Regions from separate parts of the Mus musculus genome. Here region 1 is linked to region 2. Evidence: chromatin loops called from intact Hi-C (ENCODE). Cell type or tissue: heart. All regions are shown on one strand.

Region 1 (8,000 bases), 70 kb after region 2:
CCAACTGAGTATCACACACACACACACACACACACACACACACACACACACTCCTCTCTCGGCTTCCTGACTGTGGATAAGTATGGCCAGCTGCAACATGTTCCTGACAACAGACCTCTCCAGTTATGGCTACTGTATCCTTCTCAAACTGTGAACCCCAGTGAGCCCTTCCTTCTTTAAGTTGCCATTGTCAGGGACTTGAAGCAACAAGAAAAATAACTAATGTATCTCTTTTGCCCCTCTTAGTAGCCAGCAGCTGCAGAGCCCACCATGCTGCAAGAGAGTCCAGCTTCGTGGAAAAGCAAGCCCAGTGAGTGTAGCGTCTATGGGAGGGATACCTTCTCAATTACCTAGTCCGGCCAGTTCCCAGATGTGAGCATGCCTCCAACTCCTGCCTGCCAAGCCTAGCTGCAATTCATAGTCAACAGTTTCCTGGGCAAATAAAATGGTGATTTGAAGCTGTTGGTGTTCAGAATCATTGTAGTACTGTGATAGATAATCCAACACAAACATAGTCCCACTACAGAAAATTAGTACAATTGACTGGGACCTTGCACAGAATCATACACTGTATGTGCATCTGTTGGAGCTGGGGAGGTGGGCAGTGGAGAAGAGAACTTGCTGCATAAGCCTGAGGTCATGAGTTCAAACCCCCAGCATTCATATAAAAAGCCAGGTCTGATCACAAACTTGTCTTTAACTCCAGAGCCATCAGAGGTGGATACAGGAGGGCCACTGGGGTTTGCTGGATGCCGGCCTAGCTCCAAGATCAGTGGCAGACCCTGACACAGTGACAGAATACAACACTGAATGTCTTCCTCTGGCCTTTACACACGCACTCACTCCCACACACTCACCCCCTACACACATTCACCCCCACACACATATATGCACACACACTCATGCCCCACATGTGTGCACACACACAAAGAAAATGGCATATATACTTATTTTACTTTTTAAAGATTTATCTTTATGTACACATCTGTGTCTTTGTTGAGTGAATGTGAGGTGCAGGTGCCTGAGGAATCCAGAAGAGGGCGTTGGATCCGCTGGAGTTAGAGCTGCAGGTGGTCATGAACTGCTTGACATGGGTGCTGGGAACCCAACTCCGCTCTTCAGTAAAAGCAGTGTCGCTCTTAGTGCCTGGGTCATCTCTCCAGTCACTTAGTGTACCTTCCCAAAGTAAAGAAAAGCCAGACTCCTGAAAACCATCCTGCCCCAGGGGTCTCAGAAAGGGAGTGTCCTTTGTATTATGAGTAGAATCGCTGAGACTTCAAGTCTTCAGTATTGGGTATGTGTTGCCTTAGGCTCCTCCAGACTCCCCTGTCTCTCACTTCCAGCCACTTGAGCAATTTCTCTGAGCACTTGGTTTTTGGAGGCTCATTCCCATACAGCTTCCTAGCTCTGTCCTCAGTGGTTTGGTCTACAGTGGGGTCTAAAACTTGAATTCCGGAAGCTGGAAAGGTGGCTCAGTGGTTAAGAACACTGACTACTCTTTCAGAGGATGTGAGTTTAATTTCCAGCACCCAAACTGCAGCCCACAAGGTCTGTAACCGCAGTTCCAGGGGATCAGACACTACCATGCACATGAAACAGAAAGAAAGAAAGAAAGAAAGAAAGAAAGAAAGAAAGAAAGAAAGAAAGAAAGAAAGAAAGAAAGAAGTAGTGGTCTATGCCTTTAATCCCAGAACTACTTGTTATCATGGGTGGCAGGTGCCTACCTCAAGGAAAAAAATTTTTTTTTCATTGGTGGTGGGAGGAGAGACTGGGTCTCACTATGTAGCCCAGCCTGGCCTCAAACCCTCTATGGATCCCAATATGACCTTGAACTATGTATTTCTAGATAGGGTTTCTGTATCTAGGCTGAGCTCACTATGTAGCACAGACTATTATTTCAGACAGGGTCTCACCCTGTAACTTTACTTTTTTTTTTTAAGATTTATTTATTATTATAGGTAAGTATACTGTAGCTGTCTGAAGACACTCCAGAAGAGGGCATCAGATTTAGTTATGGATGGTTGTGAGCCACCATGTGGCTGCTGGGATTTGAACTCGGGACCCTCAGAAGAGCAGTCGGCGCTCTTAACCACTGAGCCATCTCACCAGCCCCTTACCCTGTAACTTTAGGCTAGCTTTGAACTCTATCCTCCTGCCTCAGCTCCCCCAGTGATGAAATTATCAGTATGAGCCACCACACTGAAACTGTTGGCATATTCTTGAAACACTTTACCCTAGAGTTTTCCTAGGGAGGACCCAGGTTTAAACTCTCCCCGCCCCCACCCCACCCCCAAGACAGGGTTTCTCTGTGTATCTCTGGCTGTCCTGGAACTCACTCTGTAGACCAGGCTGGCCTCAAACCTCTACCTCTCCAGGCTAGGATTAAAGGCTTGCAACACCACCACCCAGGTTAAAAAGATGTTTTTGTTTGTTTGTTTGTTTGTTTGTTTTTTCAAATCAGGGTTTCTCTGTGTATCTCTGGCTGTCTTCGAACTCACTCTGTAGACCAGGCTGGTCTGGAACTCAGAGATCTGCCTGCCTCTGCCTCCTGAGTGCTAGGATTAAATGTGTGAGCCACCATCTCCCATAAACTAACTCCTTCTATTAGCTTGTTCTTTGTGCTTTCTTTTCGGATCCACCAATAGGATACACTTTCTGACAACTTTTAAAATCTGATATGCCTTCACTTCGAATCAAAGCCCACTTGGTGGGTTCAGATGAATTGTCTCTTGTCACTCTTCACAAAACAAGAGGAGGACAGGCACATGGAAGCAGATCATTTTAGCCAAATGTCCATCGTCCATCAAAGTCCGTCTTGAAACACGGGTGGTAGCACTGAGGTCCAGTAAAGCAGAACCAATAACTTCATGCTAATTACACAAGTACCCAGGGTTCTGCGCAGCACTCACCTGACTGGCACACAGCTGCCCACGCAAGGAGATGTCCACCCCTCCTCCCTGACCCCGGGAAGCACAACTAGCTTGTCATAAACATCACTTTGCACAGACGGTTCCATTCAAGTTTGAAACAAGCCCCCCCCCCCCCAAAGCTAATGAGATCTGTCATATTGATACATCTTGACCAGGAATCCCGAACATCTCCCCCACTTTCCATCTTCCTCTCCACAATCCAGCTAGTCTCCGCCAAAGTTGTGGAGAGCGCCTAGAAGCCTCTCGCTCTCACTCCCCGGCGATTAAGTTGGTTCCTCAAATTGTTCCGGACAGGAGGGGCAGGAAACAGCGCCGGCTTTGGTGACGGCTGCAGCGGAGTGGGTGAGGGCTGTCCAAGCGGCCTCACATCGATCCCTGGTTTAAGGTCTGGTTAGGTCACAATTCTAGCCTCCCTCCCCCAACCGCCTGTAGTCCTGGAGCGGCCACGTCCCTAGAGGCCTGAGTTTCCTTAAGAGGCCCTGCTGCTAGTCCAGCCAGGTGGGAGGAAGCTGGTCCAAGTCTGGTGGCCCTAGGTGGGCGGAGCCTAATTGTGGCTCGAGCTAGAAGGAGTGTGACCAGGAGGTGCCGCTCACCCTTAGCGATCCGGTACGCGTCCCTGCACCCCCGAGAGCTCTCAGTCCCTGGGAGACAGGTGCTGTGGCCGCGCGGCGGCGCCCCCGAGGGGAGGTCCTGGAGTGCCCGCCCTCACCCGCCCAGTCTACGCCCCTCCTCTTCTCTCCCCTCCCCCGCAGTCCACTGCCACCGGTCGCCAGCGATCCCGTTCCCGGGTCTCCGAGCAGACCCAGAGTGCGCTCGCCGAGGTGTTGGGACACTTGCGGACCTGACCCTGGAGATCACCCGGGTTTGCCCGCCTCCCATCATCCGCGATTCCCTGGCCCGCGATCCTGAGCCCAGGGAACTCATTGGGTGGGGGTAGGGTCCTCGGGGACCCGGGCCAGCTCCCGGGGCGACGATGGAAGAGCAGCAGCGCGCGCGCTCGCACACGGTCACCACCACTACCAGCTCCTTTGCGGAGAACTTCTCCACCACCAGCAGCAGCTTCGCTTACGACCGAGAGTTCCTCCGTACCCCGCCGGGGCTCCTGATCGTAGCCGAGATCGTAAGTGTCGGGCCGGGCCGGGCTGGGCCGGGCGGAGGGAGGCAGGTGGACTCGGCTAGCTCGCGCGCCTCCAGCTCCGCCCACCGAGCTGGCTCCGGTCTTCCCGCGGGCTCCGGGAACACTCTTGAGCTTCGACTTCTTTGTAAAGTGCAAAACTCACATTCAGGTTCTTTCACCTGAGGCTCCCTTGGGAACCAGGGTTGTGACCCTCAGGATGTCTGCTGTGGGAGGTAACTCACAGCTTGCTGTTTTCATTCGAAGGATGGTGGTCTTTCCCGGGAGCCGGATACTTTGGTGGGCGTTTATAGATAATGGGTGTCTGGAATACTTAGGGCCTACCTCACCTGATCTCCACGTGCAGGGGTCCCTAAAAAACAACGTTTTTGTTTGTTTGTTTGTTTGTTTGTTATCAAACTGACCCTTCCAAAGTGCTGGTCTGGAACTCAGAGCTTCACGTGCCAGTCGGATGCTCTATCGCTGAGCCGCACCCCCAGTTTTAAAAGTTTTCCTATTAAAAGTTATAAAGGAGAGAACTTCTGAGTAATTAACTTCCTGTGGTCAAATACAGATGAATCAAGAACATTTCCCTGAATAAATCTGAGAATCTCAACCTCTTTAAGCCCTTGAGGGCCGCTGTACGGACTGAGCACATCCTGGTGGGGGCTGGGCAAGTGCCCGGGAGGGAGGCAGGACTTGTACGTGCTGTTCCTGGGAAGCCAGGCCTTCCGCCTGGAGTTCTGTTGACTACTGGTGGAGGCCACTATCTATTGTCCTCGCCCTCTACCAGGGTGTCAGTCCTGGAGGAGCTTCTAAGTTTGTGTAGGCCCTGATGCGCTCTCCCTTGAAGGTGGTTGCAAGTAAGCTTATTTTACACGCGAGGAAACTGAGTCAGAGACTGGACGGAAGTTTACACTTGTTGGCAGAGCTGAGATTCAAACCTATGTCTGCCCTTTTCTTGCTCCCTGCTCCTACCTGCTAAGGAGCGTCGACTCCCACAGTCTAAATAGGAGTCCCCCTTCTGTTGCATCTCAGACCCAAGGAAGCATTTGTGAAACTGAAATCCAGCCCATAGGAAAGCTAGAGAATGGGGGCGGAGATCGTGTTGTACAGTGGTTGAGTGTGCATGGACCCTCTGAGAAACCTTCAGCAGCCCCTGTGTGGATCCCGGGAGCTTGCTGACTCAAGGCGCAGATCCACCCCAGACCCACCCAATCAGCTTCCACGGAAAGTTGGGAAAGTGTTAGCTTAGCTCATCTCCAAAATGGTTGGCCCAGGCAGCCCCAAGGGTATTTGCAGCCCTATTAAATAGCCCTAAGTATTACAGTCACAGTGCAAGGCCTGGCCTGGCGTTAAAGAGCTCAACAAATATTTGCTGTGTGAGTGAGGGAGTTGGCTGGCTCTCCCGCTTCAGAAAAGCAAATAGACGCTCAAGTGACTGAGTTGGGGCTTCTGTGGGGTGGCTCAGACCACCACCACCTTGTGTTGGTGTGTTTGCTGCCCACGTGCTCTCTGTTACATACCTTCAGAGAATATGAAAGCGATAGAACTGTCAAGGACCCTTCGTCCCATCACTAAGGTGAACTACTGTTGATGTGTTCACATGGCTCTATAGGCTGCAGGGAGCTCCCCCATACAGTTTTTGGGGTTGGTGTATGTGTGTGCATGGGCATGTGTGGCTATGTTCATATTCCCCTTCTTTACTTGGGAGGGGGACGTGGCCTGTGGAGATCAGAAGACAACTTATGGCAGTCTATTGTGTCCTTCTGCCAAGTTGCCTCTGGGATTTGAAGGACACTGTCAGGATTGGTGGCAAACACCTTTTTTATCCATGGAGCTATCTGACCAACCCTCTACCTTATTTTTTGGTCCCAAACTAATGGCACTGCTGGGGGAGTCTTAGGAGGTGTGGCCTTGTTGCAGGAAGCACTGGAGGCAAGCTTTAGCCTGGGGCCATTCCCAATGCACTCTTTCTCTTTCTGCTTGTAGTTTAAGATGTGGGTCCTCGGGGCTGAAGAGGTGGGTCAGCAGTTAAGAGCATTGGCTGCTCTTCCAGAGGTCCTGAGTTCAATTCTCAGCAACCACATGGTGTCTCACAACTATCTCTACTGGGATCCAATGCCTTCTTTTGATAGCTACCGTGTATTCATATAAATAAAATAAAAATAAGTCTTAAAAAAAAAAGTGAGCCCTCAAACTTCCTGCCTCTGCCATCACCTTAGCTCTGTCTTTACGGGGTCTACCCTTCTGGAGCCATAAGCCCTAACAAACTCTTCTACAAGTTGCTTTATCACAGCAATAGAAAAGCAATACGTGGACCATGGAAGTTCAGCCCTGCCTGTCTTCCATGATAGCCATTATATGGCTTGGGTTAGACCAGTACCAGTTAACCTATGACTTGGCAAACACCTCACAACTGAGCCATAGGGTAACTTATATGGAAGTAGAGGCAGGCGGGTCAGGAATTCAAGGTCATCCTTGGTTGCATAACAAGTTCCAGGCCAGCCTGTGCTGTGCCAGTCCCTATCTCAAAATAAAAGGTTAATTCCAGTTCGTCTCCCCCATCCCATTGGAACGTTCTTTCTCTGTATAACTGTCATAGTGACATGGCTTCAAGTGAGGGTCTCTCTTCCTGCACACAGAGTACCTCGTGTGTTCTCTCAAATGAGGAAAATATCATTTTAAAATTTTTAAAAATTGGTTTATTGTTCTAGTCTTCCCACTTTAAAGCATTTTAAAAAAAGATTTATTTGTTTGTTTTATGTCTGTGAGTACATTGTCACTGTCTTCAGACATACCAGAGGAAGACATCGGGTCCCAGTACAGATGGTTGTAAGCCACCATGTGGTGGCTGGGAATTGAACTCAGGACCTCTGAAAGGGCAACCAGTGTTCTTAACCACTGAACCATCTCTCTAGCTTGTCTTTCTACTTTAAAAAAAAAATCCTTGTATATTTTTTCTTCATTGTGGCCTGCTGTTACACATTTATTTAAGTATACTTATCCGTGTGGGTGGGTGTGCATGTCTGTGTGAACGAAGATGTCCTCTGTCACTCTCTTCTACTTGTTTGAAGCAGGGTCTCTCCCTGAATCTAGGGGCTTACTAGGCTAGAAGCCAGTGATTTTCTTAGCTAGGCTAGAAGCCAGTGGTCCTCCTGCCTCCATGCCTTCCCAACCTGGGTTACAGGTGTGTGTGTTCTCACCTGATCACACATTGCCAGCTTGTTACCTTGTAGGTGCTGGGACCCACTCCCAGTCCTCATTACAACTAAGCAAGGGCACTGAGCTGTACCCCCCACCTTCCCCCGTCCCCCGTCCCCCGTCCCCCAAGCCCATCCCTTATTTGCATGGATGCTGTGGTGGTTTGAATATGTTTGGCCCAGGGAGTGGCACTATCAAGAGGTATGGCCTTGTTAGAGGAAGTGTGTCACTGAGGGGGTGGGCTTTGAGACCCTTCTTGGAAGACCCTCTGCTCCTTGGCTTCCTTTGGATGAAGATGTAGAACTCTCAACAACCCCTGCATCATGCCTGCCTGGATCCTGCCATGCTTCCACCTTGATGATAATGGACTGAACCTCTGAACCTGTAAGCCAGCCCCAATTACATGTTGTTCTAATGAGAGTTGCCGTGGTCATGGTGTCTGTTCACAGCAGTAAAACTGTAACTAAGACAGATGCTGTGAGAGTTTTGCAGGATTTCCAGTGTTTCCTCCTCACCCCTGCACTGGAAGGTGAACTACTGCTTCACGTTGTCATCGGTAGTGTGTGCCATTTATGTGCAAGCTAGAAGGACGGTGGGAATTCAAGATGCTAAGGATCCCCTGAAGTGACACACCGTGTGATGACCTGAATTCAGATTCCCAGAACCAATGAAAAGCCAGACTCCGTAGGGTGTGTCTGTGACTGGAGGAGGAGACTCCCCAGGTACTCTTCAGGCCAGCTCGCCTGTAGTAT
Region 2 (8,000 bases):
TAAGATGTTCAGTGGCTGACGGCATCTGCACACAAGCTTGATTACCTGAGTTTGCTCCCGAGGTCGGACAGAGAGGAGAGAGCCAAGCTGCCCTCTGACGTCCACATGCATGCATGTTTACACACACACACACACACACACACACACACACACACACCAGTCAATAAAACTAAGGCATAATTTAAAAATTTTAGCAAAAATTAAGGACACATCAGGGTCCTTCTAGAAAGAGTGGGGGTGGAGATGGCGGTACCTCATGGCAGCATGTATTGTGAAGGGGCGAGGGTACGGACTGATGGAATTTCTGCAGGTGTTGTCTGTCTCCCCACTTTGCAGGTCGCTGTCCCAAACCTCAGCGAAGCCGTGCAGGACGCGGACCTGCTGGTGTTCGTCATCCCTCACCAGTTCATCCACAAGATCTGCGATGAGATCACGGGCAGGGTGCCCGAGAAGGCCCTGGGGATCACCCTCATCAAGGTAGGTAGGCGCGCAGAGCGGAGGACTAGGCGGGTCCTGGGACCTGGTTCCTCCTGAGTTCATGTCCTCTTTCCTTTATTTGAAGTATATCGGGCATCTTTCTCACCAGCCATGACTAAACACATGACAGGAAGCAACATCAGTGGAGAGAGGTTGATTTTGGCTCACTGTTTGAGGCAAGATGGCCCATTATGGCCAGGGAGACCAGGCAGGCCTGGCTGAGGGCAGCTGCCAGCTCACAGACCACGAGGCCGAGACTGTGGAACGTGGCATCAGCTGGCTTGCCGAGTTTTCATTGTTTCGTTTTGTGCTGTGATGGATGCTGGCGCTCATTACCTTGTGCCTGCCCGGCGAGCACTCAGCACTGAGCGATATCTCTCCCCGGCCTCTTTAATTTCTTATTCAGCCTGGGACTCTGGCCCAGGAGATGGTGCCACCATTTTCAGGACAGCTGTTTCTCTCTTAGTTTATCTCCAACATTCAGGTGGCACCACAGGTGGGAAAGTTGCGGTGTTTTGGGGGATTTTTTGTTTTGGTTTTGGGTGGTTTTTTTTTTTTTGGTTTTTTGAGACAGGGTTTCTCTGTATAGCCCTGGCTGTCCTGGAACTCACTCTGTAAGACCAGGTTGGCCTCCAACTCAGAAATCCGCCTGCCTCTGCCTCCCAAGTGCTGGGATTAAAGGCGTGTGCCACCACGCCCGGTGGTTGCAGTGTTTTTACTCATTTTCATCTCCAGCTGAAAGGTTTCTTCCCTTCAGTTAATTGATTTTCTAGGTACTCTTATAGGTACATGGTTTCTTCATCTAGACTTCCAAAATCAAACCCACAAACTTTACCGCACAGCTAGTGGTGGGGTCTGTCATAATAATGGATTCTGAACTTTTCATTTTGGAAGTCCTTGCGTCAGGGAACAGAGAAGAGTCAACACACATGTGTCCGTGTATGCGAGTTTCTAACCTAGTTATGCAGCGCCGAGCCAAACCGTGTAGATGAACATTGCGGTGCTGTTCATCATCAGCTTTCGAAGATGGGCACACTAGTGTCACGTTATGGTGGGACAGTTACATGTGATAAAATGATCAAGAATCGAGGGGTGGACTGGAGAGGTGGCTCAGTGGTTAAGGGCACTCATTGCTCTTGCCGAGGGCTAAAGTTTTCTTCCTAGCACCCACCAGGAGGTGCCTGTCTTTAATCCCAATTCCAGGGAAACCTGATGCCCACCCCCGCCCAACACACACACCATCTTACCCAAAGCAAGTTGCTTCATTCTGTCCTCTGTGCTTAATAGAAAGTTTCACTCTGTAGCCCAGGCTGACTTCCAACTTTCTATGTGGCCAAGGCTGGCCCTGGACTCCATGCAGTCCTCCTGGATTACAGCCTTCTTGGGAACTGCACACACGTGGTAGACAGTCATGCTCACAGGCAAAACACTTAAAAATGAATAAGAGAAAATTGTGTGAGGCGATGAAGACATTCAGGATGGCTGTTCTGTCAGCTGGGAGGAGGGTAAGGAGAAAAAGAGGAACATGGAGAGAGGCCCCCCCACCCACCCACACACACACACAGCATCTCCACCTCACAGAAGCCACGTACTATTCACTGTCGATAATGGACGTAACTAAACTGGGGCTGTCCTTGGTGCCTGAAGCTGACTTTGGGGTTAGCATATGACAGCAATTGTGACCTCCCCAATATCCCAGAATCTGCTCCTTATCAGTGGGAGCCGCCAGAGCCCTGGCAGGTGCCACGGGTCTGTGTGCTCTCAGGGCCTTCCAGGCCAGAGCTCCCATTCTGCAAAGCAACCTTAACAGTGTTGAGGGGAGAGGTCTCCTCAAACACCATGGCCAGCCAAGTGTCAAGAGATAAGAGGGCAGTCTGGAGTAGGATTCAGTGGTGGTTTATTTTAGGCATATTTAAGCACAGCAGGATTGGATGAAAAAACTTCCTGGTGATAATGAACTCAATCGCATGTGTACAACAAAACATAAGACTTGACGTCAAAACTTTGTAAAACACATGTGACATCGCCCATAAAGATGGATTCTATAGATTGATTGAGAAAAGCAAGCTCCTGGTAAGGGTGTGGTAGAGGACCTGGGGTCAAAGGTCACCAGGCTACTAACCACATCTCTTCCCAGCCATCTCAATGGAAAATAGGTTATGTGTCTCTCCCTTTGAGATATCCCTGTGCGTTTAATATTCCTGGTACCCTAGTGCTTATCAGCGAACACAGACACTTCTGTGCCCACCCCTCCAACACACACACCATCTTACCCAAAGCAAGTTGCTTCATTCTGTCCTCTGTGCTTGATAGAAAGTTTCACTCTGTAGCCCAGGCTGACTTCCAACTTTCTATGTGGCCAAGGCTGGTCCTGGACTCCATGCAGTCCTCCTGGATTACAGGTACGGTGGAATCACAGGCGTGAGTCCCCACGTCCAACTATGATTACTTACAGAACAACTGCCTTTTACCTAATTGATTTGCAAGCCTCCCCTGACTCATCTGAACCCCTCTAGGGCATAGATGAGGGCCCCGACGGGCTGAAGCTAATCTCCGACATCATCCGAGAGAAGATGGGGATCGACATCAGTGTGCTGATGGGGGCCAACATCGCCAGTGAGGTCGCTGCGGAGAAGTTCTGCGAGACCACCATTGGTGAGCCTGCAGAGGGAGGGCCCCGGCCGTGCTGGGTGCTTAGGGAGAGCTGTTCCTGTCCCCACTTGGTTCTTCCCAGCTCTGGCTGGGGGCTCAGGGCCTCATATGCTGCACATGGCCTGCCTATAAATAAACTCAGGCCTGTAATCCTCCATGGGGCGCTGGGGAGATGGTTCAATAGATAAAGTGTCTGCTGCGTGAGGACATGAGTCCAGATCCCTAGAAAAAGCTGCCACAGCACTGGTTGCCTGTAATCCCAGAGCTGGGAGGTGGGAACTGGAGGATGCCAGCGGTTTGCTGGACAACTAGCCTCACCAGTCAGTGAGCTGCAGGTTCCATGAGAGACCCTGCTTCTGAAAACCACTGGAGGTGCAGGAGAGATGGCTCAGCACTTGTTCTTGTAGAAGAGCTTGGTTTAACTCTCAGCATCTATATGGAGGCTCAGAAATGCCTGTAACTTCGGTTCGAGGGGATCCAATGCCCTTTCCTGGCCTCCATGGGCACTAGGTATATACACATTTATAAATAAATAAAACATGTAAAAATAACAATATGGATATGAGTTACTGAGGAAGACACTTACTATTGACTTCTGGCCTCCGTGCCTTCAGAGACATCTGTATGTACATGGAGGGGCTATATACACTTAATGCAGCTGCCCCTAGAAGCCAGAGATGTAGGACACTTCTGGAGCTGGATTTAGTGGCAGGTTTAACATGGCTGACATGGCTCCTGGGAATTGAACTCAGTCCTCAAGTAAGTTCACTGAGCTACACCCCCACCTCCTGGTCTCTGGGTTGGTGACATTAAGGAACAGCTGCGGTTTTAACTGTAAAGTCGTAAGTCTCTGTCCCGAGTCCAGAATTCTCTGGAGGAGAAAATCAGGATAATTTAGAGCACCAGATGGCAATGCTGTCGTCAAGAATCTGCTGCCCCCTTGTGGTGAACACTCCTTTCGTGCTCCTGATTTGACAAAGCCAGTGATAGATAAGTCGTAGTGCTCTCTTAAGCGAAAATGATCCCATATTCATTCACAGAAGTCCTGCAAGGTCCACACACCTAGACAGCTAACATTGTTCCTGACGTTATGTGATCTGAAAAATCATATGGAGTGGGGATGGGTTGGCATCGATGACCACCTCCACACGCACAAGTGAGCACCTTGCACAGATAAGACACGCACATTCACACACTCTTCATGTGAACACACACAAGCACAACTAGCAAATGTCAGCTGACTTTGTAATTATGGGGCCCTAGCCCTGTCCCCACCAAGACTGTTTTCTTTCAGATCCTTCCTTACTTAACTTTGCAGCCAGCCTGAGAGGGCCGAGTGTTTTTTTCCTCAGGGGGAGCTGGAGGAGGTTAAATCAAAGATCTACAAACTTGGCTGCTATCCGAGTCACCTGGGGAGCCTCACAAACGAGCCACGCTGCTCCACTCCAGAGCTGTGATTTAATAGGTCTGAGCTGTGGCCTGGTTTCGAGTGTTTTTAAAGCTCCCGGGTGGTAGTGTGTGCGGGCAGTCATGGGAGCAGCTGGCCTCCCACCTGGAGGCAGGCAGAGCCTGGGGCCAGAGTCCCTTCTGGTGTCCTGAGAGTTGCTGCTGGCTTGAGGGCAGCATTTACCTAGAAAGCCTTAAAGTCCTGAGTTTAGAACCCAGGAAGGGTTCACCTAACCCACCTGCACCCCACCAGCCACAGATTTCATGGCAGGCATAATGGTTAAGGTTTTGCTTTGGTTTGTTTTTACTTTGTTGCTATTGTTGTGTTTGGTATTTCTTCCTCTTTTTCTTTTCTTTCTTTTTCTTTTTCTTTTCCTTTTTTGGTTTTTCAAGTCAGGGTTTCTCTGTGTAGCCTTGGCTGCCCTGGCTGTCTCTATAGGTCAGGCTGGCCTCAAACTCAGAAATCCACCTGCCTCTGCCTCCCAAGTGCTGGGATTAAAGGTGTGTGCCACCACCACTGCCTGGCATGTTTGGTATTTCTGAGAGCAGTTTCCTAGTGTAGCCCAGGATAACCTCATGGTGGCTTTTGTATCAGCTCCACAGATACTGTGGTCTCATGCAACATATCCATCATCAGGACTGATTCTTTGTGGTCTGGCTTATTTCAGTTTTTTGAGACAGGGTCTCACTATACAGATCAGGCTGGCCTCCATTTCATAGAGGTCCACCTGCCTCTGCCTCCAGATTGCTGGGATTAAAGGCGTGTCATCCTATCAGGCTGCTTCTACTGTTAAATCAAAGACGTCCAAAACACACAAAAAAGAATAAAAGGAGCTGAGTGCATGAAAGCCAAGGGGCATCCAATCCAGCAAGCTGCAGAGGGAGGGGGACCACACACATCTTCTTGACGGAATGCCCATCCTCCAACATTTGTGGACGGCACACTCTAAAACACATGGATCTTACATTCCATTTCGAGAAAACCTTTTCATTTTTGATAAATTTTAAATGCAGGGCTTAATTTTTTTTCAAAATCAGCTAATTAGTATTGTGAAGAGTTAGTGTTCGCAGCAAGCACACATGTTGAGGTCAGAACAACTCTCTGAAGAGCTGGTTTTCTTCCACCGTTCCATGGGCTCCATTTCTGTTATCTGAACTAAGGTTCACCCTTAAAAGAAATCACACCTTAAAAAGATTCCACAAGGCGATCGAACTCAGTGGAGACTTGGTGTTACAGATCCAATCATCTTGGTCTATCTTTAGCCCCCTTTCCAGCCGAGTGCTAGCCACCTGTGTGTCTGCTCTAACATCCTGGTAAAACCTTTTGAAATGTATCAACTTAACAGACACTGGTGTCTACCAACCCAAAAGCTAAGGACATCTCCAGGTGGCATTGGGAACCTGTAACAGAGCTTTCCCCACTGTTGTAAACCCTCTTGATGTTCCCAGCAGTGTATTGAAAAGAGCTTGGACTCTTGGCTATAACAGGCTGACGAGCCTATTGCCATGGTGGAGCATGGTATCTGGGGCAGCCTGAATCTGTGTTCCAGGTCATAGTCACTCACCGAAACTGTCATTCACTTAGACGTGAGAGCTGAGGTTGTGTGTCCATAGCTATGTGCCTTCTATCCCTGTGTGTGTGTGTGTGTGTGTGTGTGAAGCTCCCATGCTCTTCCGAAGGTCCTGAGTTAAAATCCCAGCAACCACATGGTGGCTCACAACCATCTATAATGAGATCTGACGCCCTCTTCTAGTGTGTCTGAAGACAGCTACAGTGTACTTACATATAATAATAAGTAAATCTAAAAAAAAAGAAAAAGTTATGCTCTAGACCTCTACCAGGTATAGAAGTGGGCACAGGGACATCACTAATCAATCGTCTGCTCTCCTACAGGCAGCAAAGTGATGCAGAACGGCCTTCTCTTCAAAGAGCTGCTGCAGACGCCCAACTTCAGAATCACTGTGGTAGACGATGCAGACACCGTGGAGCTTTGCGGTGCTCTTAAGGTATCCCACCCAGGGAAGGAGGTACTTAGGCTAGTGTTAGCTGTCTGACGTGGAGGTACTGAGGCTAGACCAGTGTCAGTAGTCTAACATGGGAGAGTTAACTGTTTTGACTGGCTGGTGTGTTGGTTCAGGTGTGTGTGTGTGTGTGTGCGCGCGTCAGAGACCCATCTCCAGTGTGTTCCTTGACTTCCACTTTGTTTGAGACAGGGTTTCTTTGCCGCTCACCCTCAGGTACACCAGGCTAGCCCATAGCCTTCTGTGATTCTTTTTCATCACCCCTCTCCTGCCGTGTCCAATCTGACCTGGGTTCTGGGTTTAATTCAGTCTTGCGTGACAGGTGCTTTCCCCCTGGGCCATCTCTGCAGCTGAGCTATACGCACTTGACATAGGCACCCGTGAAAAAGAGCAAGCCTTGCTCTTGGGTGCCTCGTTGCCCCTTCCGAGGCGGGGCCTCTGTCTCTTTTATTTATAAATATCAGTGAGCTGTGATCTTTTAAAATTGTGTTTAGATGCTTTTTATCTGTGTGCATGCTTTGCTTGCCATGTACATATGTGTGTCACATGCATGCCTGCTCCCCAGAGAGGTCAAAGATCACATCAGTCCTCCTTGAACAGGAGTTATGGGTGGTTGTGAATTGTTGAGTTGGAGAATCTAATGCTTTGATTCATTCAGGAATCTGCATGTCCAAACACTAAAGGTCCTTGTCCCCAGTTAGTTTCTGATCAATAAAGATGCCAGTGGCCAATGACTGGGCAAAGGCAGATGGGGTGGGACCCCAGGATTTGCTTGGGCTAGGACATTGGGTGGGGGTGTTGAGGAGAATCACCATGAAATGATGGGAGCTACAGGAGATAAAGCCAAGGAGCCACGTATGAATTCTGGGTAATTCTTACCCACAGGCCACTTCCCCAGTTGGGCCTGGGATAGCAGGAGAAGGTTTAGGAGTACCTAACCTTTGAGGTAGCTAAGGCATTTTAAAATTAGCTGGCATGTGTGCATCTTTCATAATCCAGATAGCTCCTGGGTGGGTGTGGGGGCCAAAGCGATGCAACCCAAACTCACTGCTATAGACGTGTGGGTGCTGGGAACTGAACCCAGGTCCTGTGCTAGAGCAGCTGCTGCTTAGGACTTAGAACTTTGGCCCCAAATTGTAGTTTATTTGATAAATTTTCAGATTTTGTTTCTTATTCATGTGTGTCAGTCTGAGTATGGGCACATGGGTGTGAATGCTCACGGAAGCCAGGAGGCAGCTCTGGATTCCCCATAGGTTTCAGGTGGTTGTGAGTCACCTGACCCGGGTGCCAGGAATTGAACTCAAGTCCTCTGGAAGAGCAGCAAGTGTTCTTAACCACTGAGCCATCTCTTCAACCCCCATTTATTTGATTTTTATTTATGTGTATGTGTGTGTTCCTGCACG

What was found. A loop is a pair of places that touch in the nucleus more often than their neighbours do. Peaks named below come from ENCODE experiments on the same cell type or tissue, not always from the same donor. Only the 100,000 strongest peaks of a DNase experiment are listed, where the experiment ranks them.
Region 1: a loop joins it to region 2, with 1.9 times the contacts of the local background. A loop is called at or near these places in 3 of 42 quality-filtered maps.

What each region holds. Positions count from the first base shown.
Region 1 is chr9:114,839,831-114,847,830 of GRCm38, reverse strand. Cmtm8 (CKLF-like MARVEL transmembrane domain containing 8) reads left to right here and starts at 3,679. Exons shown (of 4, transcript NM_027294.2): 1 at 3,679-4,050. The coding sequence starts at 3,904. It overlaps Gm30448 (a long non-coding RNA gene), which reads left to right. Exons shown (of 3, transcript XR_379920.3): 3 at 247-452. In heart, a CTCF peak has its summit at 3,545 (motif pointing right); DNase peaks (open chromatin) are centred at 3,480 and 4,760; H3K4me3 peaks cover 2,205 bases; H3K27ac peaks cover 1,439 bases.
Region 2 is chr9:114,909,458-114,917,457 of GRCm38, reverse strand. Gpd1l (glycerol-3-phosphate dehydrogenase 1-like) reads left to right here. Exons shown (of 8, transcript NM_175380.5): 3 at 337-477; 4 at 2,994-3,132; 5 at 6,470-6,582. Among named protein-coding and RNA genes, the nearest start is that of Gpd1l, 21 kb to the left of the region's middle. In heart, a CTCF peak has its summit at 4,062 (motif pointing left); a DNase peak (open chromatin) is centred at 3,977; H3K27ac peaks cover 721 bases.